Linked DNA regions of Homo sapiens: region 1 is linked to region 2. A link is a loop called in an ENCODE intact Hi-C map of the cell type or tissue named here. Cell type or tissue: gastrocnemius medialis. All regions are shown on one strand. Each heading gives the region's core, and the rest is flanking DNA. Links, peaks and the distances in the headings are about the cores only. Region 1 overlaps MAP2K6 (mitogen-activated protein kinase kinase 6). Region 2 overlaps LOC105371878 (a long non-coding RNA gene).

The links. Peaks named below come from ENCODE experiments on the same cell type or tissue, not always from the same donor. Only the 100,000 strongest peaks of a DNase experiment are listed, where the experiment ranks them.
Region 1: it touches region 2 in a loop (5-fold over the local background); 2 of 110 quality-filtered maps call a loop at or near these places.

The regions. Positions count from the first base shown.
Region 1 is chr17:69,456,551-69,469,293 of GRCh38, reverse strand. All of the region lies in intron 1 of MAP2K6 (mitogen-activated protein kinase kinase 6), which reads right to left. Among named protein-coding and RNA genes, the nearest start is that of MAP2K6-AS1, 23 kb to the left of the region's middle. In gastrocnemius medialis, for the core only: a CTCF peak has its summit at 7,195; DNase peaks (open chromatin) are centred at 7,023 and 7,953; H3K4me3 peaks cover 592 bases; H3K27ac peaks cover 7,806 bases.
Region 2 is chr17:69,344,265-69,357,007 of GRCh38, reverse strand. All of the region lies in intron 3 of LOC105371878 (a long non-coding RNA gene), which reads right to left. It also overlaps the pseudogene LOC124900401. Among named protein-coding and RNA genes, the nearest start is that of ABCA5, 24 kb to the right of the region's middle. In gastrocnemius medialis, for the core only: no CTCF peak of the experiment used is centred there; DNase peaks (open chromatin) are centred at 5,917, 6,218 and 6,797; H3K27ac peaks cover 8,000 bases.

The DNA.
Region 1 (12,743 bases), core at 3,011-11,010, 110 kb before region 2:
CTCAAAATAGTCCTTAAAAGTGGAAGAGGAAGGTAGAGGGGTTGGTTAGAGAGATGCAATGTGAGAAGAACTTGACCAGCCTTGCAGGCTTTTAAGATGAAGGAAGGGGACAGAACTCAAGGAATGCATGTGGCCCCTAGAACCTAGCGACAGTCCTCAACTGACAGCCAGCAAGAAAACAGGGATCTCATTTCCACAATTACAAGAAAGTGGGGTCTATTCTCCCCTAGAAAATAGGTCCTGCACTCTCTGCTGCAGACCACAAGGGCCTCTGTAACACGATTCTTGCCCATTTTTCTGATCCCATCTCCCATGACTTGTTCAATTGCTCTGTGCATTAATCACTCTCTTCTAGTGTTCAGTTCTTTGAAACCAATAAGCTCTTACACATCTTTGCACAGACTGTTCATTCTGTCTGGATTGCTTGTTCAACCCGCCTTTTGTTGTTTTTGTTGTTCTGTTTTCTTTTGTTTTGTTTTAGGCTTTTTGCAGCCTGAAATCATGGTTTTTAGTTTCTCTCTCTAGTGATAAGCAGAAAAGAGGGATGATGAAGGGGCTTTACTGGCCCAACCAGAAACAGAAACTAAGAACCCATAACTGTATTCTCTCCTTTGGACACCCCTGGCTCCCTTCATTCCTCTTCTAGTTTCTTCGCACCTTTTCGAACTCAGCTTCGATGTCATCATCAAGGACAGCCCTTGTTCATCAACCCTACGCAAAGGATACCTTCCCTTTCATCCTCCACCTCAAATCCTGGTTTGTTTCCTTTGCAACAGTTTATAAACACATTAGTTATGTTTGCGTACACAGCTTTATTGGCCTTCAGTACTAGAAACTAAGTTTTGCGAGAGCAGAAACAGTGATTCGTTGGCTGTGTTATCCCAGCCTGAAAAGAGTAATTGGCTCGTAAATGGTTGTTGAATTACTTCCTTAGTCATTCTGGTGGCAGATGGAGAGTGGGTCAAATAGAGGATGAAACTGGAGTCAGGAAAACTAATTGAGAGATTACAGCAGAGGCTCAAATGAAGGATGAGAAGGGCCTGGATTGGATTAGTGATGGTAGAGATGGGGAGAAGGAACTCTGAATTACACTAAAGGTCCTTCTAGGGAAATAGCAGGTAACAACTGAGAACACTATCACAGGAGAAGCAATCTAGGAATGCGGGAAGGGGTGCACTTGGGCTGAAACAGGTTAAGATTCAGGCACCAACCAGGTAAAGAAATCCAAGGCCAGTTGTGATGGCTCATGCCTGTAATTCCAGCAGTTTGGGAGGCCAAGGCAGGTGGATCACTTGAGGTCAGGAGTTCGAGACCAGTCTGGCCAACATGGTGAAACCTCGTCTCTACTAAAAATACAAAAATTAGCTGGGCGTGGTGGCACATGCCTGTAATCCCAGCTACTTGGGAGGCTGAGGCAGGAGAATCACTTGAACCTGGGTTGTTGCAGTGAGTTGAAATCACATGCCACTGCACTCCAGCCTGAGTGACAGAGTGAGACTCTAACAAAAAAAAAACACGAAACTAAGAAAAGAAATCCAGCAAACAACTGCTTACTCAATTCTTAAGCTTCAAGGAAAAGACTGAATAAAAACTGAGATTTGGGAGTTACTGTTATACATAGATATGTACACATTAACATTTTTATAGTATGGTAGTTCCAGGATGTTCTCAGTTGTCTCACCAAGAAGTCTAAAAGCATTACTTAACAGTCAACCTAGCAACAGTGAAAATGGAAAAAGACTCAGTCCAGAGCTGTCCTCTAGAAAACCCAATCAATACACAATGAAAGGAAACTCACCACAATGGCATTTCACAGCTCCATACAATCCATTCTCCTCCCACTTTCCCCCTCCTGATTATCTCAAGCCTTCCTGGCTACAGATGGCCCACTTCCTAACAAACATCAGCCAATGAGCACCACATGGCTGTGCTCCCTGCAGAGCAGAGCAGTCAGATATCATTAAGTATTAGGTAAAACATCATCCCAGGAGTTCTCCCTGACAAGTATCAAAACACAAATTCTAACATGTTTCAGTCTCTTCTTGTACCTATTCATATATGGTACCTCGCTTACTTAATTCCATATTCTTTGCCTTATATAGAGACCCCTTTATTACTGCCTAGGATGCAGGTATGAAGAAATAATTAGTGGAACAAAACTCAGCTTCAAGTAAAGCATTAACCAGAAGGATAGAATGGGAGCCGCTGAGATTACCAGTTCATGAGTCATTACCAATTCTTATTGTAATCCATGTAAATATTAAGATGCACTTTTCTGCTTTGTTAGTATTATCTTTGCAACAGATTTCATGGTAGAACCACCATAATAAACAGATGGTACATCAAAAGTTCACTCGTTAATCTGATTGTTTAGCTCTGCATATATTTCCCAGATACACAATATTTCAATGGGGAGCCTCCACCATCAGCCCAACAAAAGCCTATTTAACTGATAACATAAGTGAATCCTAGATCTTTGAACCTGGAACAGGCCTTAAGTGAGTAGAAGTCATTTTATGAGGAAAAATGAGGAAAGATGAGGAAACCGAGGCTGCTCCAAGTCATACAATTAGTCCTGTGAATAATGCTTTAAACCCATCCACCCAGTATAACCTGTTTCTGTAAGAAAATGCCACGGGATTTCCCGGCATTCACAGGGATTGCTAAGAGCATCTGATTTCCACTTTTGCTTTGGAATGCAAAGTCTTGCCCGGTTTCAAACCACTGGAGGGGATGCAGTGCCGATGGCTTGAGAAACAAATTCCAGAAAGGAATGGGCCAAGGAATAGAGCTGAGGGATGATAAGGAGGGTCTACACACTTTCTGGGAAAACGGAGATCATAGTAAAAGTAAAAATACAGAATACCCTCTTGCATTTTTGACTTCTTTAATTTACAATATGCTTTTCCATAGAGGAAGGGAAGATAAAGGACAAGCTACTAGAGGAAGGGGGTGGAAAGAGGAGGTCTATATATTTCTTTTTTTCTTTTCTTTTTTTTTTTTTTTGAGACAGTCTCACTCCGTCACCCAGGCTGGAGTAGTGGCTTGCTCTTGGCTCACTGCAACCTCCGCCTCCTGTTTCAAGCTATTCTCCTGCCTCAGCCTCCCGAGTAGCTGGTAGCTGGGACTACAGCTGTGCGCCACCATGCTTGGCTAATTTTTGCATTTTTTTTTTTTTTTTTAAGTACTGATGGGGTCTCATCATGTTGGCTAGGCTGGTCTTGAACTATTGGCCTCAGGTGATCCACCCACCTTGGCCTCCCAAAGTCCTGGGATTACAGGCATGAGCCACCACACCCAGCCAAAGGTCTATATATTTCTAAGAAGTGGAGGAAAAGGCTCAGAAGAATTAGAGGCACTAAAAAGCATCACCAGGGCTGGGTGCAGTGGCTCATGCCTGTAATCCCAGCACTTTGGGAGGCCAAGGCGGGCAGATCACCTGAGGTCAGTAGTTTGAGACCAGCCTAGCCAACATGGTGAGATCCCATCTCTACTAAATACAAAACATTAGCTGGACATGGTGGCACACGTCTATAATCCCAGCTATTTGGGAGGCTGAGGCAGGAAAATCTCTTGAACTCAGGAGGCAGGGGTTGCAGTGAGCCGAGATTGCACCATTGTATTCCAGCCTGGACAACAAGAGCGAAACTTTGTTTCAAAAAAAAAAAAAGAAAAAAACAAAACATCACCAGGAAGGGCACATCCCTCCTCTGCATCCCCTACCTTGTCACCTCTACCATTAACAAAATCAGCAATAAGGATGTATCAGGAGGTGGCCTTTTGTCTTTCAGCCTGCTGCCAAGTGTACAGTAGGTCGCTTCACAAACATTTGCTGATTGAATACACATACACTGGGAATCTTAAAGCAAAAGGAAGAAATGTTTACCTTTGCTGAAGTTATTAAACTTAGGTTGCTTTTGATACAAAATGCAAGAGGGCAGGAAAAATTTAAATAAGGGAAATAAGGGCAGGCTGTAACTTATAGATTTATAGAGCATAGTAATATCATTTTATTAAAGACTTTGTGTTCCAGGCAGTCATTTCAGTTAACCCAACTAGGGTACTGACAAGGACAGGATGAATCTGGAATTCTTGCCTGGATATGGTCCAATCTCGTATGCATAGATTGCAACTTAAATGAGTCCAGGTGGCTCTGACCATTAAAATAGCTACCATTCATTCAATCAACAAATATTATCAAGGAGCTATTATGCATCAGGCTCTGTGGGGGTCTGTAAAAATGAACACAATATTTATTCTCTTAAATAAATGCACAGTCTGGATGGGGGCAGTGGCTCACGCCTATAATCCCAGCACTTCGGGAGGCCGAGGCGGAGGGATCACAAGGTCAGGAGTTCGAGACCAACCAGACCAACATGGTGAAACCCAGTCTCTACTAAAAATACAAAAATTAGCCGGGCGTGGTGGCACGTGCCTGTAATCCCAGCTACTCGGGAGGCTGAAGCAGGAGAATTGCTTGAACCCGGGAGACAGAGGTTGCAGTGAGCTGAGATCACACCACTGCACTCCAGCTGGGGCAACAGAGCGAGACTCTGTCTCAAATAAATAAATAAGTACATAATCTATCAAAGATAAAAGGACATCTTACAAAAATAAGTAGCGGCGGCTAACACCTGTAATCCCAGCACTTCGGGGGACTGAGATGGGCGGATCACTTGAGGTCAGGAGTTTGAGACCAGCTTGGGCAACATAGTGAAACCTCATCTTTACTAAAAATACAAAAATTAGCCAGGCGTGGCGGCGCACGCCTGTAGTCCCAGCTACTCAAGAGGCTGAGGCAGAAGAATCACGTGAACCTGGGAGGTGGAGATTGAAGTGAGCTGAAATCGTGCCTCTGCACTCCAGCCTGGACTCGAACTCCAGCCTGGACAAAAGAGCAAGACTCTGTCTCAAAAGTAAAAAATAAAAAATAAAAATAAGTAGTGAGTGTTTATAAGGGGAAAGCACTATACTAAACGTGCAATAACTCATTTAATCTTCATGAAAATTATGTAATCAACTATTACTGTCTCCATTTGACAGATGAGGAACCTAAGACCCAGACACTGTAATCCCAGCTACTCGGGAGGCTGAGGCAGGAAAATCGCTTGAACCCAGGAGGCAGAGGCAGCAGTGAGCTGAGATCACACCACTGCACTCCAGCCTGAGCAAGAGTGAGACTCCGTCTCAAAAAAATAAGTAAATAAATTAAAAAATAAAATAAAAACATACAATATTTTAAATATTTATTTATCAATCAACAAACTGGTTTTGTTGTACTGGTGAGCCTATGCAATGTATAGCTGGAGTGCAGTGGCGCAATCTCGGCTCGCTGCAACCTCCGCCTCCCAGGTTCAAGCGATTCTCCTGTCTCAGCCCCCAGAGTAGCTGGGATTACAGGCACACGCCACCATCCCTGGCTAATTTTTTGTATTTTTAGTAGAGATGGGGTTTCATCATGTTGGCCAGGCTGGTCTTGAACTCCTGACCTCAGGTGATCCACCCACCTCGGCCTCCCAAATTGTTGGTTATAGCTTATTTTCAAAATAAAATTCTTTCTAAGTAGATTCACTAATATACATATATGTATTTGTGTGTATATATGTGTGTGTGTGTGTATATACATATATGTATGTGTATGTATGTATATACATATATGTGTGTGTGTATATATATAGAGAGAGAGAGAGGGAGCTAGCTACTCTGGGGGCTGAGACAGGAGAATCGCTTGAACGTGGGAGGTGGAGGTTGCAGCGAGCCAAGATTGCGTGTGTATATATATATACATATGTGTGTGTGTGTGCATATATGTGTGTATATATATACACACATACATATATGTATATTAGTGAATAATATACTTATATTCACTATTATATAGTGATATATATACATATAATTATAGATACACATATATATACACATACATATATGTATATTAGTGAATAATATACATATATTCACTATTATATAGTGATATATATATACATATAAGTATATACACACACATATATATACACACATACATATATGTACGTGAAAGCAAAATGTAAAAAAATGCTTCATATTGATTATCTGAACATTATAAAATAACAAAAGCCGAATCATTTTTTCTTGGCACACGTTCACACACTTCAAATCAGTTTCTTAGCCATAAACCTCTAACACTGTGTCTCATGGAGGTGTCCCGGTGGCTGGTGCACCCACAGGTCAGCAGGGGCAGCAGTGTCAAATACATCTCCCATTACCGTGAAGGAGTCAGCCAATCCTGACCGTATGGATTTATCAGCCAGAAAGCACCCTGCGTGCTGCCCATGAAAGGCAAAAAAAAAAAAAAAAAAAAGACAAGTCATTGCTGGGCCTCTTTCACATGGGGTTTCACTGTGTTGGCCAGAATGGTCTCGATCTCCTGACCTCGTTTTCCGCCCGCCTCAGCCTCCCAAAGTGCTGGGATTACAGGCATGAGCCACCATGCCCGGCCAAAAACATGACTTCTTAAAGGCAAATATGGAGAAAAGGGCATTCTAAGGGCAAGGGGAAGGAAAGCAGCAAGAACAAGAGCATGAAGGTGGAAAATCCAAGGGCTTTGCAGAACATCTAGCTGACGCCCGGAGTGTGAAAAAGGAGAATAGTGCAGGAGAGGCCCAGAAATGAGGCCGAGACTTAATCACACAGGGTCACGTATGCAGGGCAAAAATATCCATGGCCTATACACATATTGAAAAAGAAACCGTAGTTCTGAGTGGTTGAGAAGGTGACCCAAGGCCGTCAAACTCAAATGGGGTGGAAATGGGACTTGAACCTAAAGCTCCTTAGATGGCTGGTCTAGAATTCACTTGAAAAACCATCTTTGTCATGGCTCTAGAGGAAAACGTAGATGGCTCAATACAGATCTAGTGGCGTTCAGTAGCACACTGTGTTCTCTTGTCGTTTTATGGAGGGACTGCATGTGCTGGAGTCCACAGAGACCAGCCAAGCATCTCTTTACTCTCGTAATAATGTACGTGCCACCAATCAGCTGACCAGAGTCCATCCCCTGGATAGAGGAGGTGCTAACCTGTCCCCTGCTAACTGAGGTAGAGGTTCTCGTGTCCTCTATGGCCAGTGTTGTGCCTTGCTATATTTAAACCCTGCCTGTGAAGGATTCTGCAATGTGCCCAGGGCTATGAGATGAAGCAGGGGGCGCTGAGAAGGAAAATGCAGCATACTTTCGCATGCCACCATCCCGAATGTCTGTAATTCGTCCCAAGTGCGAACTAAAACCTCACTAATTTCACCTTCCTTTCCAAACTGCCTCCTTGCGAATTTCTACACATAAATTCTGACTAAACCTGACATCGTGTTTTCTGCAAAAGAAAGCAATCTGACTGCCAACCACGGAGGAAAAGTTATGAAGAGTGGCACACAGCTGCAGCTTTTTCTTTCTTTTTTATTTGGTAATGTGTGATTGACGATTAAAATGGAATCTTGCTGGCCTGAACTCCTTCCTGACTACTATTAAGCTGGTGAAGCTGGCAACAGTTTCTCTCCCCTCCACTATCTGAGTTAGACTTGGGACGAGGATGCAAAGGGCCTCAGATGACCTCCGTGAGCAAGGGGTGCCTGCGGGATGCTAAATCGCAGCTCCCTGGGGGGCCTTGGAGATATCCCCAGAAAAAGTGGAGCCCCACAGCTTTCTCAGCAGCCTGCTTTATCAAATGAGCTCTCCCCAGAACAAAAACAACCCTGTCAGGCACCATAAACAGTCAGGAAAACATGCCCCTAAACAAAGCTAGGCTATTCAGTGGTCCCAGAGCTGTCTCTTCCACCCCTCGGGTTCACCAACCCAACAACTCCCACAGAGTTGGCTGCAGAAATTGGAAGAAATAAATCTCCGCTGAAGGAGAAAAGGATGAAGACAGGGCCAGTCACTGCCCTCATTCTTTCCATTGCATCGGGACCACGTGCTGCTGGCTATGTTCACAGGGCAGGTGAGTGGTTTAGAAACCATGTCACATACAGAGCAGTGAGGACACCCAGGAGTACATAAACCAGGGAGGAAGAGATTAAGGAAAGTCATGAGAGTTTTCTTTCAATCATTTCAAGAGCTGTCTTGTTGAAAGGGGAGTCAATTTGCTGTGAGTTACTCCAGAAGGCAAAGGAATAAGGGAATACCACTCACATCTTTTACTATATGCTTTTTATAGTAGAAAAAGGACTTTCTTGTTAGTCAGAAAGGGATATTGAGTGTTTTGAATCTGTATCACATCCTACTTCTCTAAGGAGCTCTTCCTTCACTCCTCCTGATCAAAGGTTGATTCTGTCTTCAGCCTATTCTTTCCCCGTGCGGCTCACCCACGGCAACCTATTCTCCAGGTTTCTACCACTCTATGTCACTTCTTAATACTGCACCCCAACCAGGTATGGTGGCTCAGGCCTGTAATCCCAGCACCTTGGGAGGCCAAGGCAGGTGGATCTCTTGAGCCCAGGAATTCAAAATCAGCCTGAGTAACATGGGGACACCCCCTCTCTACAAAAACACCAAAATTAACCAAGGGTGGTGGCACACCCCTGTAGTTCCAGCTACTTGGGAGGCTGAGGTGGGAGGATCACTTGAGCCCAGGAGGTCAAGGCTGCAGTGAGCCATGATCATGCCACTGCATTCCAGGGTGACACATTGGGACCCTATCCCAACAACAACAACAAAATACTGTGCCCTGGTCTAACAAGTCTTAGCTAGACTTTTGCACTGGTTTTCTTACTGATCTCTCATTTTTGAGGAGTAAACTTCTCCTATCCACTGTCCTCCATCACAGACATATGTTCATGCTACTTCCCACATTAAAATCCCAACACGTTCCTCCTTGCTTGCCCCAGCCTCATCTCTCAATACTCCTTCAGCTGCACCAGGTAACCTCACACCTCCGGGTCTTGCTCATGTATCTGCAGTGCGTTAAATACCTCCGTCTTCCTAATGGTGCAAACTTTTGACATTCAGCTCAAGCACCTGTCCTTCTAATATGAGTTTCCACCCTTTCTCCATGTACCCCACCTTCATGACACCCTCCCCTCACCACTGGACCCTGACTTTCCCAGTATGTTTAGCAATCTGTTATGTTTATTTGATGACAGGACTGCCCCATGCTAAGCTGGAAGCATCTCAAAGGCAAGGGGCCACTTTTGTTTCATTGCTCTATCCCCAGAGCCTAATGTGCTATCTGGGATGTGTCTGATGAATACGTAAAAAGAAAGAATGGAGGAAAGAAAAAGATGAAGGGAGGAAGGGAGAGAAGGAGGGTAAAAAGGAAAGAAGAAAGGGAGGGAGGGAGGGAGGGAAGGTGGAAGGCAGGGAGAAGGAAAGGAAGGAAGGAAGAAAAAGAGGAACGAAGGGAGGAAGGAGGGGAAAAGGAAAGAAGAAAGGGAGGGAGAAAGGGAAGGCAGAAGGCAGGATGAAGGAAAGGGAGGAAGGAAGAAAAAGAGGAAGGGAGGGAAGGAGGCAGCGAAGAAGGAAACAAAATTTTTTTTTTAAGAAAGACACCTTGCAATCTATGTATTTCTTGTGTATTTCTTTTTTTCCTCTTTTTTTTTTTTTTTTTTTTTTTTTTGAGACAGAGTCTTGCTGTTGCCCGGGCTGGAGTGCAGTGGTGCAATCTCAGCTCACTGCAGCCTCCGCCTTTCGGGTTCAAGCGATTCTCCTGCCTCAGCCTCCCGAGTAGCTGGGACTATAGGCACGCACCACCACATCTGGCTAATTTTTGTATCTTTAGTTGAGACAGGGTTTTACCATGTTGGCCAGGCTGGTCTCGAACTCCTGACCTCAGGTGATCCACCTATCTCGGCCTCCCAAAGTTCTGGGATTATAGGCATGATCCCCAGTGTATGTATTTCTTATTCTATTTCCTTTTAATCTAAGTTCTTCTCTTTTCCTTGAATTGTAAAGATTTAGTTCCCATATTCTCAAAGGAAAGATAATGACTTATTTAGTTACTCTGAATATGGGTGCATTCCAGAAAACAAGGGAAAATTCTAGTTAGAATCAACTACATAATATTAACCATCACAAGAAAAGTACAGGCAATTATTTGCCTGAAGGAATTCAGTAATCAAAGGAATTAGAAATTAAAATAACTAGCTTAATGTTTAAAAAAAATCACAGTAAACCTGAATTTGTAAAACACGTTTTTAAGTATAAAAACTTTCAGTGACCAACTACTTTCCTACCCTGGGGGCTGGCAAGTAAAGACACAGTAAGATCCAATTTCTCTCTGGCTTAGAGGTTGCTATTCATGTTCAACTTTGCACACCAGCAAAGGAGGTTAGAACCAAATACAAATTTTTTTATAAGGTTGCCAACCTCTAAGAGGTTTGCTTTAATGTGCTCCAAAAGGTCAGTGAATTTGAAAATAAGGAAGTCCCTGGTGACTTTTGAGAGAAGAGTTTTGGTGGAGAAGTGGGAAGAGAAGGCAGACTACAACAGAGAACGAGGACAGGGGCGACACACCATGAACTTGACAGGAAAGTAACACCTGCAAAGAAACAGGACAATTACTAGAAAAGGCCACAGATGCTAACAAAAACTTCTTCTTTTCTTTCCTGAAACGTGGAGACACTGCACAAGGTAAGAGTATTTCAATAATGGGAATGAAAGCCAGGTAGAAATCTAGGGACAGTAGGAGAACGATAGTGCTATTAACAGCAACAGGGAAACTGGAAAGGTAGATGGGTATAGACCACAACAGAGTTAACACTAATTTTGAAGGTGAGCATCTTCAGTCCACGGTTTTGGGGAAAATCAGAGACAACTAAAGAGTTAAAATTTGCCCTGGAATGTGGTCCTTATACTTCAGGGTGATAAGAATCTCCTGAGGTATTTGTTTAAAATACAGTGGCCCTCCCCACTGGGATTCTGATTCAGTAGGTAGAGGGCAGGTCCTTGAATGTACATTTTAAGAAAGAAGGAGCGGCAGGGTGCAGTGGCTCACGCCTGGAATCCCAGCACTTTGGGAGGCCGAGACAGGCAGATCACTTGAGGACAGGAGTTTGAGACCAGCCTGGCCAAGATGGTGAAACCCCATCTCTACTAAGAATACAAAAATTAGCGGGCTTGATGGCGGGCACCTGTAGCCCCAGCTACTTGGGAGGCTCAGGCACGAGGATCACTGGAACCCAGAAGGCGGAGGTTGCAGTGAGCCTAGATGGCACCATTGCACTCCAGCCTGGGCGACAGAGCAAGATTCTGCCTCCAAGAAAAAAATGAAAGAAAGAAGGAGGGACAGAAGGAAGGAAGGAAGAAAGGCAGTTGCAATTTTGTTAGGACTCCCTTAATTCTAAGGTATTGTGTTATAGGTAGTAATGGGCCATAATTTGAGACCAGCCTAGAGCAGTGCTTCCCGAACTTTAATGTGCACAGGAATCTTCTGCAGACATTGCTAGAAGACAGATCCTGATGCAGCAGCTCTGGGGTGAGATTGGAGATCCTGCCTCTTTTGTTTTGTTTTGGTTTTGGTTTTGTTTTGAGACAGCATCTCACTCTGTTACCCAGGCTGGAGTAGTGTGATCATAGCTCACCACAGCCTCTATCTCCTGGGCTCAAGCAATCCTCCAGCCTCAGCCTCCTGAATAGCTGAGATTCCAGGCACAGGCCACCGTGCCCAGCTAATTTTTGTTTGTTTGTTTGTTTGTTTTTAGCTCAAGTGATCCTCCTGCCTCGGCCTCCCAGAGAACTGGGATTACAGGTGTGAGCCACTGCACCCAGCTGCAAGCCTGCATTTCTAACAAGCTCCCTGATGTTGCCAGGCTGCTGGTCTGCAAGTCCAGGGACCATACTTGGAGTAGCAAGCCCCCAGGGAAGGACAGACTTTAATAAGAAGAGGATCCCCTATGAAAATTCCAACTTGAGCTCCTATGTTCATTCAGACATTCATACAAATACCAACTGTGGGCCAAACACTGAAGATTTCCAGGTAAATACCACTCAACCTAGGGGATAAACGTGTCCACAGGCATCAGATAAGACAGGGAAAATAGTGTAATGGTGCTGGCGTGGGAGTCCTTCCTCAAATGCTTCCTGTTAATGCACAAAGGTAATTAGAAGGACTAGCAGGGGCCATGCTTTGATCTGCTAAATCCCAAGCTGCATCCTTCAACAGAAGAAACCACCATTGTAGAGAGATGCTGAAGTCTCTCTGGGGTAGGAACTCTTGCTGAGGAGGTCTCACAGAGAAGACATTTGATTTAGATCAGAGAGGATGGTTCCACAAGGAAAAGGAGATGTTCTAGAAGGGAACAGCATATGCAAAAACGTGGGTTGTGAGAGGATTCCGTATGCACGGCCGTGAAGCAGTAGGTCAGGTAGGGCGTCCAAGCTAAGAAGCTGGCATTTATCAGTCAAATGGAAGTGTCCAAAGGAAGCAGCAGGGACAACTTTAAAACGGAAGCGTGGGGACAGATGTGTTGTAGGAAGATAGTCAGCAGCAGTGCAGGGCAGGGATTTGTAGAGTGATGAAAAACATCTCTAGATAAGGGCAGGTGGGGTAAGAGTACTCATGAAATGGTCAATACCCACAAGAAAGCAATTAACTAGGATGAAGGAGGAAGGCTAGGTGGGGAGACATCTCTGGGTAGAAATAACAGGGTTTAGTGGTGACAGACCAGTGGGGAAAAATCACTTAGGGCAGACATCACCAGATGCCTAGACCCCACTGAGAAAACAATTGATCCAGTCAAGCAAATCTCTGTACACAACAACACCTCACCCTCCAATT
Region 2 (12,743 bases), core at 2,047-10,046:
ATTCCTGCTGCTACTACTCTTATTGACTCTAAAATAACATTTCTCTTTGAGTCTGTTTTGGGTTTTTCTTTATTTTTTAATTTAACTGTATTATTGTTATTTTTAGACTCGCTCTGTTGCTCAGGCTGGACTGCAGTGGTGTGATCTTGGCTCACTGCAACCTCTGTCTGCCAGACTCAAGCAATCCCCCAACCTCAGCCTCCTGAATAGCTGGAACCACAGGTGCGTGCCACTGCACTCAGCTAATCTTTGTATTTTTGTAGAGATGTGGTTTCGCCATGTTAGCCAGGCTGGTCTCCAACTCCCAAGTTCAAGCGATCAGCCCGCCTCAGCCTCCCAAAATGCTAGGATTACAGGAGTGAGCCACCACCTTCGAGTCCGGCCTTCGAGTCTGCTTTGAATGCACTGTTATCACATCTAGTGCTCACAACTGAAGAACAACATCTATAATAATCTGCATTTTGCAGATATTGAACAGTTATCTACCCTCGGTCACATTGCCAGAAGGTGGTAGAATTAGAATTAAAACTCAGGAGTTTGTTTCCACACCAGATACTCTTAACCATTTTATTAAAACTTGACAAAACTTAAATATATATATATATATAGTCCATATACTGTGCATTTCTTATTAATACCACTTTATTATGTTTATTGAAAAAATATTCTCCCAACTGAAAACCTTTGGTAAGGTATAAGATCTCCCCAGTGAAGAAAACTTCCATTCTATGTAGTGTGTGTGTGTGTGTGTGTGTGTGTGTGTGACAGAGAGGATGTTTTAACAGCCTGTTGCTCTGTTGCCCAGGCTGGAGTGCAGTGGCACAATCATAGCTCACTGCAGCCAGAACTCCTGGGCTCAAGGGATCCTCCTGCCTCAGCTTCCCAAAATGCTGAGATTACAGGTGTGAGCCACCATGCCTGAGCTAGTTGTGTGTTTTTTTTTTTTTAAACTTAATTAGAATCTCAAGATGAGAAATTCGTAATGCAATAGTTCACCCTGAATTTATTCTTACCTCCCAAGCAGGAAGGATTCTCTTCTTCTTCAGAAGGCCTATGTCATTCTATCAGTATCACTTTTATAGAATTTCCTCCTTGCAACACATTATTTCTATAAATGTATTTTCTCCTCTTCCAGGTAATAATAAACTCTGGGGGCAGGAGATCTGTATTCTATGTCTGTATACCTTTTATCCACTACAAGAGTATACTCCATACTTGTTTTGTATGCTTAATAGTAATATCATGGCCGGGTGTGGTGGCTCACACCTGTAATCCCAGCACTTTGGGAGGCCGAGAAGGGTGGATCACCTGAGGTCAGGAGTTTGAGACCAGCCTGGCCAACATGGCAAAACCCCATCTCTACTAAAAATACAAAAATTAGCCAGGCGTGGTGGTGCATGCCTGTAATCCCAGCTACTCTGGAGGCTGAGGCAGGAGAATCACTTGAACCTGGGAGGCTGAGGTTCCAGTGAGCCGAGATCACACCACTGCACTCCAGCCTGGGCAACAAAGCGAGATTCTGTCTCAAAAAAAAAAAAAAAAAAAAAAGGAGTATCATATATGACCTTTGCCACAATCTCCTTATATGCACACACAAATACGTGCCCTGCCTAACTCAATTCATTGGATTTTGGGGGTGGAATTGATGAATAACACAAGAAAAGGAAAAAAGAAAGAGAAATGTTGGAGAAGGAAATAACTAATACAGGAGGTCTGTTATGGGTTGCACCTGTTTGAGGAATAAAGGAATTAAAACTCCCAAAAGAGGACAAATATTAACAAAAATGTATGGACAGACGCAAAAAAACAAATCCTCATTTGCAACCCAGAACTAATTGTTTAGTATGATTTTTGACACATATAAGAAGGAGTATTAGGCCAGGTGTGCTGGCTGGTGCCTGTAATCCCAGCACTTCGGGAGGCCAAGTGGGAGGATTGCTTGAGACCAAGAGTTCAAGACCAGCCTGAGTAACATAGTGAGACCCTCGTCTCTACAAAAAAAGCAAAAATTAGCCAGCCATGGTGGCACACACCTGTGATCCCAGCTACTCAGAAGGCTGAGGTGGGAGGATCAACTGAGCTTAGGAGGTCAAGGCTGCAGTGAGCTGTGATCACACCACTGCTCTCCAGCCTGGGCGACAGAGCAAGGAAAAAATAAAAAAGGAATAGTCTGATACCTAAGACAGGTTAAAGTTATGGGGGTATTGATAACCATAAAGGTTGGCTCCAAGCCTGTAGAGCTGATCATTTAAAAGCATAAAACCAGCCTGGGCAACAAGATGAAACCTCCTCTATAAAAAATACAAAAATTAGTCAGGCATGGTGGCATGTGCCTGTAGTCCCAGCTACTCAGTAGGCTGAGGTGGAAGGATCGCCTGAGCCCAGGAGGTTGAGGCTGCAGTAAGCCATGATCATGCCACTGCACTCCAGCCTGGGTGACACAGTGAGAATCTGTCTCAAAAAACAAATAAATAACAAAAATAAAAAATAAAAAGCATACGACATGGGGAAATTTTCAGCTATGTTGATTTACTATTCCAGTTTCATGTTGGCATAATACATCGAGATGGACTTTTTTTTTTTTTGGTTAAGCCTTTTATCTTGAGGACATAATGTCTGGATTTGAAGGTAGTGGTATATCCCATGCTATTCTTCAGTGTGACAACTTATGAACAAATATGATTTGAACTCATTTGGGTTTAGAGAGGATGTCAGAAATTGAGAGCCATTTATTTTTTAAAATGTAGAGAATTTTTGAAAGTGGCATCAGTATGTCCATATTCAAGTGGAGATAAAATGAACCAAAATAAAAGAACTGTGGGCAGACAGGACAACTGTGGATTATGCATCAATTCTTTTGAAAAGCACTATCTTGAAGATAAATCTTGACTCAATCTTTAGAGAAACTAAGGTAACCTTGATGAGCAGGGAAGGAATCACAAGATGTGAAATTCCTTGAAGAAAAAGGTATTGACTTTAAATAATTTTGTCTAGTAGTACACATAATTTTTAAAACTCTTTACACTGTATAAAGTCAGCATGTATTTTTGGCTCAAAGTTTCTCTAGTGTTTTCTGTAGAGCGAATAAAAATTAAATTTAACAGTTTCAGTTGTGGTATGCTTTAGGCTTGAAACACTGAAGTCCCTCTCCCCATCTGCCTGCTCCCCTTATAAATTTTTTCCCTTGCTCTATTTTGGGTACAATCTTCTTGCTTTGCTTTTTCTAACTTTTGTTGTTTCACTTCAGCTAATTAATTGTATAATCTGTAAAAAATTTATATAGAATTAAGGACAAATACTGCAGGAAAGTAAATTACTAAAATAAAGGAAACCCTATAAAAAAATAAGGCAAGTATTAACATTCTCATACTCAAATACTTACCAGTTAGACTGACCTTATTTAACTCCCCCCAATGATTATAGCACCAATTAGATGATAAGGGAATAAAGAATACATAACTCTTATCAATGAAGAACTCCTAGTTTATCAAGAGACATGTGGTTCAAAGGAAAATCTAAAATGCTAACGATACGTAGGCAATCAGGAATGCTGAAATACATTTTAAAATAGCTGCAAAACTGGTGAAAGTTGTCAATATCCATAGGGCAATAATCAGTTGCTTTCTGCCAGCACACAATTCATCTGCATTTCTATGGTCAGAAATCATGTGTATTATTCTTAGCTCTCTACAATTTACAGAGTTATAAAATACCTCATAGATAATGACAAGAGATAACCCAGAAAGGTGTGCATAATATGACACCTGGTACCCTTTTATGCCCATTTCAAAGTCTAGTAATATAATACTATAGTATAATACTAATGTAATAAAATCATATTAATACACTTGGGCTTGTTGGTTTCTGTACCACTTTGTACTTGTAGGACTTACTGAGTATCTCAAAGAACTTTTGTCTATGTGGATTATAACTATCAACACTTAATGTTTTGGTAATTGAAACAAAGAAAATTTTAAATATTGATTGATTTTAAAATAGCAATGATGAACATGTTGCATATTAACATTCTATCTTGGCATTGTCAGGAGGAAAACTAATTAATTTTTTCCTAAACTCCTCCTAGTTCTTAGCTGGGATTTCTATAATGAAAGATAGATTAACAAGAGAAAAGTTAAGTTATTGATGAATATAACACACATCATGCAGAGAAATCTCAATGAAAAGTAATTCAAAGCAGTGGCTTAGAAACTGTGGGAAGGTAAAATATATGGGAGGAAACTAGTGCAGTAAAGTTTGTTTGCAGATTCCTCTGGTGCCATGTCTGGGCTGGTAAGAGTCTAGGGTTGTCTCCAGTAAAGAAAAATTAAGGGAGAAAAGGGGTTGGATAGAGATAGCTTTTCTTCTGTTTGCTGCTTTGTAATGCCGTCAGCCTGAAAATAATTTTTATGTCAAAGCAGCATATTTTGGGGTGGCATATTCTGGTTTCCTTCAGTATTATTATGTTTGTATTATTTGGATGTTACAGATACCCTGAAAGAGAATCACTGTCTTAAAATGTTGTTTCCAGAATATGAAAAAGCATAATTAAGTACTGTCTTAGTTCATGTTGCTACAACACAATATCATAAACTGAGTGGCTTATAAACAATTAGCATGTATTTTTTACAGTTCTGGAGGCTGGGGGGGTCCACCATCAAGATACTGGCAGATTTCAGTGTCTGATCAGGGCCAGCTTGCTGTTTCACAGGCAGCTGTCTTTTCACTGTGTCCTCATATGGTGGAAGAGCAGAAAAGGAAGGGATCTCTCTGGAGTTTCTTTTTTTTTTTTTGAGACAGTCTCACTCTGTCGCCCAGGCTGGAGTGTGCTTGCATGATCTCAGCTCACTGCAACTTCTGCCTCCTGGGTTTAAGTGATTCTCCTGCCTCAGCCTCCCAAGCTGCTGGGACTACAAGCATGCCATCACACCTGCCTAATTTTTGTCATTTTAGTAGGGATGGGGTTTTGCCGTGTTGGCCAGGCTGGTATCTGAGCTCCTGGGCTCAAGCGATCCACCCACCTTGGCCTCCCAAATAGGTGTGAGCTACTGCCCCCAGCCTGGAGTTTCTTTTATAAGGGCTCCAGCCTCGGTCATTGGTCACCTTCCAACGACCCCACCTCGTAATCACATCACATTTTGGCAACAGATTTTAACATATGAATTTTGGCAGAACACAAATATTCAGTCTACATCACTGAGGATTGCTGCTTTAGGACAATACCTGGTTTTTTTTTTTTTGGTTTTTTTTTGGAAAAGGAAAGCACAGTTTTATTTTTCTGTCACTATTACACTTGATGGAATGTTATCCTCTTTTTTATACTGTTCAATAAAAGTAATCGATTTTATTTTTAAGACAGGGTCCTGCTCTGTTGCCCAGGCTGGAGTGAAAGGTGACCAATTTCTCTTTCACAGAGAAAACTAGGGAATGGATAACTGAGAACAGTCCATCATCGACAAGCATTTTTCAGCAGACTGGCAGCACTCATGAATACAAATAAAACAACTTGCTGCAACCACATACATCTCTTCTACATCTTCTTAAAGTGGCCAAAAAAAATAAAAAGAGGCATTAAAAAGAGGTCATGAATATGACCCAGAGATATGCCTCTCTATAGCATATACAAATAAAAATCAAACATATGTAAAGACTACCTCACTGATTACCTCGATTTAGTATGAATCTGAGCCTGGATGGGAATTGTAAGCTAGAAGGATAGTGATTCAGACACAAAAATCAAAGACAGCTTTGAGGTTCTGAATCTGGGAGACTTGGAAGAGGAAGGAGTTTAGAAGAAAAGGGATGGGGGTGGTGCCATGGTGATCACATGCACCATGAAGGGGGTGCATATGATTACAGCAGGATAGATACATTTCCAGGAAGGTGATGTCTGGGACATCGTGAGTTTGAGATGTCAAAACAGTCGGGGAAAATGGCCAGCAAGCATTTGGTGATGCATCACTAGAATTTGGAAGATGTGCCAAGTCATTTGCTTGGGCTGCTCTTACGGGTTACAGATTGAGTATTGAGGTGATACTTGAGGCCATGCAAATAGAAGAAAGCCAAGAGAAAATAAAGAGAAACGAATGTGACTTAGAACTTCGTTGTTATTCAGACTGTGCATAAGTATTACTTAATTTGTTCTAAAATAACTTATAACTTATATAAGTTGCTTATAACTGTCTTGAAAGTGCAAAAGGAGCCAGGCGCAGTGGCTCACATCTGTGATCCCAACACACTGGGAGGCTGAGGGTGACAGATCACTTGAGCCCAGGAGTTTGAGACCAGCCTGGCCAACATAGCGAAACCCCATCTCTACCAAAAATACAAAAATTAGCCAGGCATGGTGGAGCACACCTGTAGTTCCAGCTACTCGGGAGGTTGAGGCAGGAGAATCACTTGAAGCCGAAAGGCGGAGGTTGCAATGAGCCGAGATTGTGCCACGGCACTCCAGCCTGGGCAACAGAGGGAGACTCTATCTCAAAAAATAAGAAGAAGAAAAAAGAAAGAAAGAAAATGCAAAAGCCAAAAAAGATTATTACACTAGCATGATTAGGCTTGAGGCCACTGACACAATGTCAAACATTATATTTAAGTATTCATCAAGATTGGTGAATACTTAAATCCACACTCAGAGAATTATGCCAGTTTCACCTCCCTTCTATTTTGAATTTTTTTTTTTCAGACGGAGTCTCATTTTGTCGCCCAGGCTGGAGTGCAGTGGCGTGATCTCAGCTCACTGCAACCTCCACCTCCAGGGTTCAAGTGATTCTCCTGCCGGGTTCAAGTGATTCTCCTAGCCTCCCGAGTAGCTAGGATTACAGCTAGCTAAAATTAGCCACCACGCCTGGCTAATTTTAGTATTTTTAGTAGAGACGGGGTTTCACCATGTTGGCCAGGCTGGTCTCAAACTCCTGACCTCGTGATCTGCCCACCTTGGCCTCCCAAAGTGCTGGGATTACAGGTGTGAGCCACTGCGTCCAGCCCTATTTTGAACTTTTTTATGCATTGGTTTCCTCTTAGTCTGTGACTTGCTTGCTTTTTTTTTTTTTATTAGCTCATTAATCTCTTGTTTGCCTGAGTTGGATTTGTAACACTGTTTGGTTTACCTTGATGCCAATCTGGAAATCGATTGGGATTCTGCTTTTGTAACTAATTCATGGTTTTATTCAGGTGGTGATATGCTCATATTCTTTGCCTAGGTCCCCAGAGTACATTATCTGGTGTTCAACCACCAATGAATTATTGTAGTACAACATATATTTGGGTCACCACTTTTCTTTCAAAATGTTTCAGGGAACTTATTACATGCTGTGAAAACCAACTGTATTTTTATCTTTTGAAGTATACCCATCAGTGTTTAGGACAATGTCTAGCACATAGTTAGTGCTCAACAAATATAGGTTGAATAAATGAGTGTGGTCTTGAACACACAGATAAATTTTGAGTTATTTACTGAGGTTGTTCCCATCTTCTGTAAATTATATTATGAAATTCGAACTACCCAGTATACTTAACATAGAGATGGAATAGTCAAATTGGTGGCATTTGTACTCCAAAATAAGCTTTTGAAAAACACAAATAAAAAAATATTTCTGAGGGGCTGGGTATGGTGGCTTATGCCTGTAATCCCAGCACTTTCGGAGGCCAGTGAAGGAGGATCACTTGAGTCCGGGAGTTTGAGACAAGTCTGGGCAACATAGTGAAAAGTCGTCTTCACACACACACACACACACACACACACACAATTAGCTGAGCATGATGATGCACACCTGTTGTCCTGCTTATTCAGAGGGCTGAGGTGGGAGTGTTGGCAGTGGCGAATCCATACAGGTCTGCAGCAACGTCAATTCTTGTTCCTCAGAAGAAAGAATCTGATGGAGGGGCATAAGGCAGAGTGAGAGACTGAGGCAAGTTTTAGAGCAGGAATGAAAGTTTATTAAAAAGTTTTAGAGCAGGAATGAAAGGAAGTAAAATACACTGGAAGAAGGCCAAGCAGGCAACCTGAGAGATTCAAGTGTGCAGTTTGGCCTTTGACTTGGGATCTTACACACTGGCATACTTCCAGGGTTGCATTACTTCTCCCCTGATTCTTCCTTTGGGGTGGGCGATCTGCATGCACAGTGGCCTGCTAGCACTTGGAGGGGCTGCACTTGAAGTGTGTTTACTGAAGTTGTACACATGCTCACTTAAGGTGTTCTTCCCTTACCAGTCAAGCATTTCCAGAGAAAGGTCATATACCAGTTAAACTCTGCTATTTTGCCTCTTAGTGCACATGCTTGAGCCCAGTTGCTCAACTCCTGAGATCTTATCAGGAAGATGCTGATCACCAGTTTCAGGTGTTTCTATCTGTTGGGCGACTGCCTTTCCCTGCCACCAGCTGCGACTAATTATTCTTTTAAAGAGACAGTGTAACCACTGACTGACCATCACCTGATGGTCACCTGACATTCCTGATGTGGAGAGGAGCCTCTCCTCCTCTGCTCATATCAGACTAATTACCTACTGTAACAGTAGGATCTCTGGAGCCTAGGAGTTTGAGGCTGCAGTGAGCTGGGATCATGCCACTGCACTCTAGCCTGGGTGACAGACCAAGACCCTGTCTGAATACACACACACACACACACACACACACACACACACACACACACACACATATTTGAAAGCCTAGACTTTTACTTCTCAGAGCTGGGCTTTTTGGAAAGTGTAAACCAAAAATAAAATTCTAAATCCCCCAACTAACTGAATAGACTCCACTTCTTGAAATCGCCTTCACAAAAATTATAAAAGTGAGAAAATTATGACAGTGAGAGGACTAACCAACCCGCATCTTGCCTTTAATCCCCAAACTGCCCTTAATTATTCCTGGGCTTAGGCCAAGCTAACTTTGAGAGACATTTAGCTTATAGTTTGTTTATTTATTTAGAGACAGAGTCTCACTCTGTTGCCCAGGCTGGAGTGCAGTGGTGTGATCCGGGCTCACCGCAGCCTTACCTCCCAGGCTTAGCCTCCCAAGTAGTTGGGACTCCAGGTGCACGCCACACCTGGCTAATTTTTGTATTTTTTTGTAGAGACAGGTTTTGCCATGTTGCCCAGGCTCACATTTTCAGGGAAATTGATTGGAGTAATAAATTAGTCTCCCATGGGGTGTGACCAGCCTCATGTCAATTAAATTCTTTTTTATTGCAATGCCATGGTCTCAGTGAATTGGTTTTGTCAGTGCAATGGGTAGGAAGAATTCATTAGGCAGTTACGCTGTTGTCCAAGGACATTCTAAAGTAAAACCGGGCCGGGCATGGTGGCTCACACCTGTAATTCCAGCACTTTGGGAGGCCGAGGCGGGCGGATCACCTGAGGTGAGGCGTTTGAGACCAGCCTGGCCAACATGGTGAAACCCCATCTCTACTAAAAATACAAAAATTAGCCGGGCTTGATGGCACATGACTGTAATCCCAGCTACTTGGGAGGCTGAGGCAGGAGAATCACTTGACCTCGTGAGGCAGAGGTTGCAGTAAGCCGAGATCATGCCACTGCATTCCAGCCTGGGTGACAGAGTGAGACTTTATTTCAAATAAAAATAAAAAAAAAATAAAGTAAACCTGAGGCCAGTTGCGGTAGCTCACGCCTGTAATCCCAGCACTTTGGGAGGTGGATCATGGGGTCAGGAGTTCGAGACTAGCCTGGTCAACATGGTGAAACCCCATCTCTACTAAAAATAGAAAAAAAATTAGCCGAGTGTGGTGGTGCATCCCTGTAATCCCAGCTACTCAGGTAGCTAAGGCAGGAGAATCACTTGAACCCGGGAGACGGAGGTTGCAGTGAGCCGAGATCACACCATTGCACCTGGGCGACAGAGCGAGACTGTCTGAAAAAAGAAAAGAAAGACAAACCAATCCACAATAACAAAAGTCATGTTTCAGTGTCAGGCAGAATTGTTTGTAATAATGAACTCCTCTCCCCTCCTCTCCTCTCCTCTGCTCTCCTCTTCCCTCCCCTCCCCTCAGGCAGAATTGTTTGTAATAATGACCTCAACTCCTCTCCTCTCCTCTCCTCTCCTTTCCCCTCCCCTCCCCTCCCCTCCTTTCTTTTCTTTTTTCTTTGAGACAGAGTCTCGCTCTGTCAACCCGACTGCAGTGTAGTGGCGCTATCTCAGCTCACTGCAACCTTTACCTCCTGGGTTGAAGCAATCCTCCCAACCTCAGCCTCCTGAGTAACTGGGACTACAGGCATGTGCCAATACGCCGGGCTAATTTTTGTATTTTTAGTAGAGATGGGGTTTCACCATGTTGGCCAGGCTGGTCTCAAACTCCTGACCTCAGGTGATCCGCCCGCCTCGGCCTCCCAAAGTGCTGGGATTGCAGGCATGAACCACTGCACCCAGCCCGAACATTTATTTTCAAAAGGGATCTCATCAAGCTTAAGGATAGAGAGCAGCAGGAGGAGATTCTTTAATAGCAGAAGATCAGGTTTCATCGTTACTTCCACTGAAGCCTGAAATTCAACTCTGTTGTAAAGAAAATTTGAGGACCCCTATGTTGGAAATAAGGCAAGGCATAAAAAAAAGTTACATACAAAAAAAAATGGCTTTTCGTGTGTTCCATTCAGCAGCCCTATCTAAAAGAACAATAAATTCAATTTACACACTGTAAACAGAAGCATTCTCCTTATTTTTCTATCTCCAACCTGTAAACATGGGCAGAATAAGGAAGGAAACCCTTTGGGGATTACAAAGAACAATAGAGCTAAAATAAATAAATAAACAAACAAATAAATACAGCCTAAATTTATTTACCTGAGATTTTATTAGAAAATTCATTTCATCTCATCATTAAGATACTTGGTGGGTTTCCTAGATAATCATACACATTTAGCTTTCCTATTTTGACTTTACCCCACATTTACATATTTGTTCACTTTGAAAAAATTTTTTAATGTTATCAATACACTGTATGCTTATTGCAAAAAATGTGATAAAAATTCATATAATCCTGCTACCCAGACATAATCACTGTTAATCTTTTGTAATATATTTCCTAAGGCTTTTCTCTATGCATCTATACATATATTTTACATTGTGGCTGTCACAGTACATAAATAACTTTTTATTCTACATTTTTTTCTTTTTTCTTTTCTTTTCTTTTCTTTTTTTTTTTTTTTGAGACAGAGTCTCACTCTGTTGCCCAGGCTGGAGTGCAGTGACTCGATCTCAGCTCACTGCAACCTCCACCTCCTGGGTTCAAGCCATTCTTGTGCCTCAGCCTCCTGAGTAGCTGGGATTACAGATGTGCACCGCCACACCCAGCTAATTTTTGTATTTTTAGTAGAGACGGGGTTTCATCATGTTGGTCAGGATGGTCTCAAACTCCTGACCTCAGGTGATCTGCCCGCCTCAGCCTCCCAAAGTGCTGGGATTACAGGCGTAAGCTACCACACCCAGCCATTATCCTACATTTTAAAATAGAATGTAATCATTTTCCCATGATTAAAAAAATTAAAAGTTTTGGCTGTCTAATTTTCTATGTTGTGCCACAACACACTCAACTATTTTTTGAGCGTGTTAGGGTACAAACACAGACTTGTGTATTGTGTATTGTGTATTGTGTTCAAAATATCTTTTGAACATTGTGTTGTTTTTCTATTTTAAATTGTAAATAAAGAATATGATGAATATAAATAAGCTCACATCTAGGGCTACATTTCAGTTCTCTCCCCTTCCTCCCCACCCATACCTTACACTATGCACACAGGATAGATTGCTAGAAGTTGAATTACTTGATCTAAGGGTAAGAACATTACTGAATTATGTTCCCCACCCAAATTCCTATGTGGGTGACTAATCTCCAATGTGGCTATATCTAGAGAGAGGTCATTAGGAAATAAGGTCACAAGGATAGGACCCTAACCAATAGGAAGGACTAAAGTCTTAGAAGGAAAGAAAGATATTTCTCTCTCTCCCTGCAGCCCTGCTCTGTGAGAACACAGCAAGAAGGCAGCCTTCTATAAGCCAGAGAGAGAGCCCTCACCAGAAATCAAATCAGCTGGCACCTTATCTTGGACACCAGCCTCCAGAACTGTGAGAAATAAATTTCTGCTGTTTAAGCCACTGAGTCTACGGTATTTTGTTATGGCAGCCTAAGCAAATAAATAAAAACACTTTTTTTTTTTAAGACAGTCTCCTTCTGTCACCCAGGCTGGAGTGCAGGCGCATGATCTCGGCTCACTGCAACCTCCGCCTCCTGGGTTCAAGCAATTCTGGTGCCTCAGCCTCCCGAGTAGCTGGGATTACAGGCATGCGCCACTATTCCCGCCTAATTTTGTATTTTTAGTAGAGACGGAGTTTCTCCACGTTGGTCAGGCTGGTCTCGAACTCCCGACCTCAGGTGATCCGCCCGCCTTGGCCTCCCAAAGTGCTGGGATTACAGGCATGAGCCACTGCCCCCTGCCAATTTTTGTATTTTTAGTAGAGACGGGGTTTCACCATGTTGGCCAGGCTGGTCTTGAATCCTGGTCTGAAGTGATCCACCTGCCTTAGCCTCCTGAAGTGCTAGAATTCAGGCATAAGCCACCACACCTGGCTTAAAAACATTTTTAAAGTTCTTGACACATGTTGATAAATTACTTTCGAGAAAGATGTTACCAGTATGCACCACTCTGGCAGTATATAAGAACCTCTATTGCCCTGTACCCTCATCAACATTCAAAAAATTTTTTTTAAACTTAATTCTAAGATATATATCTTTAAAGTG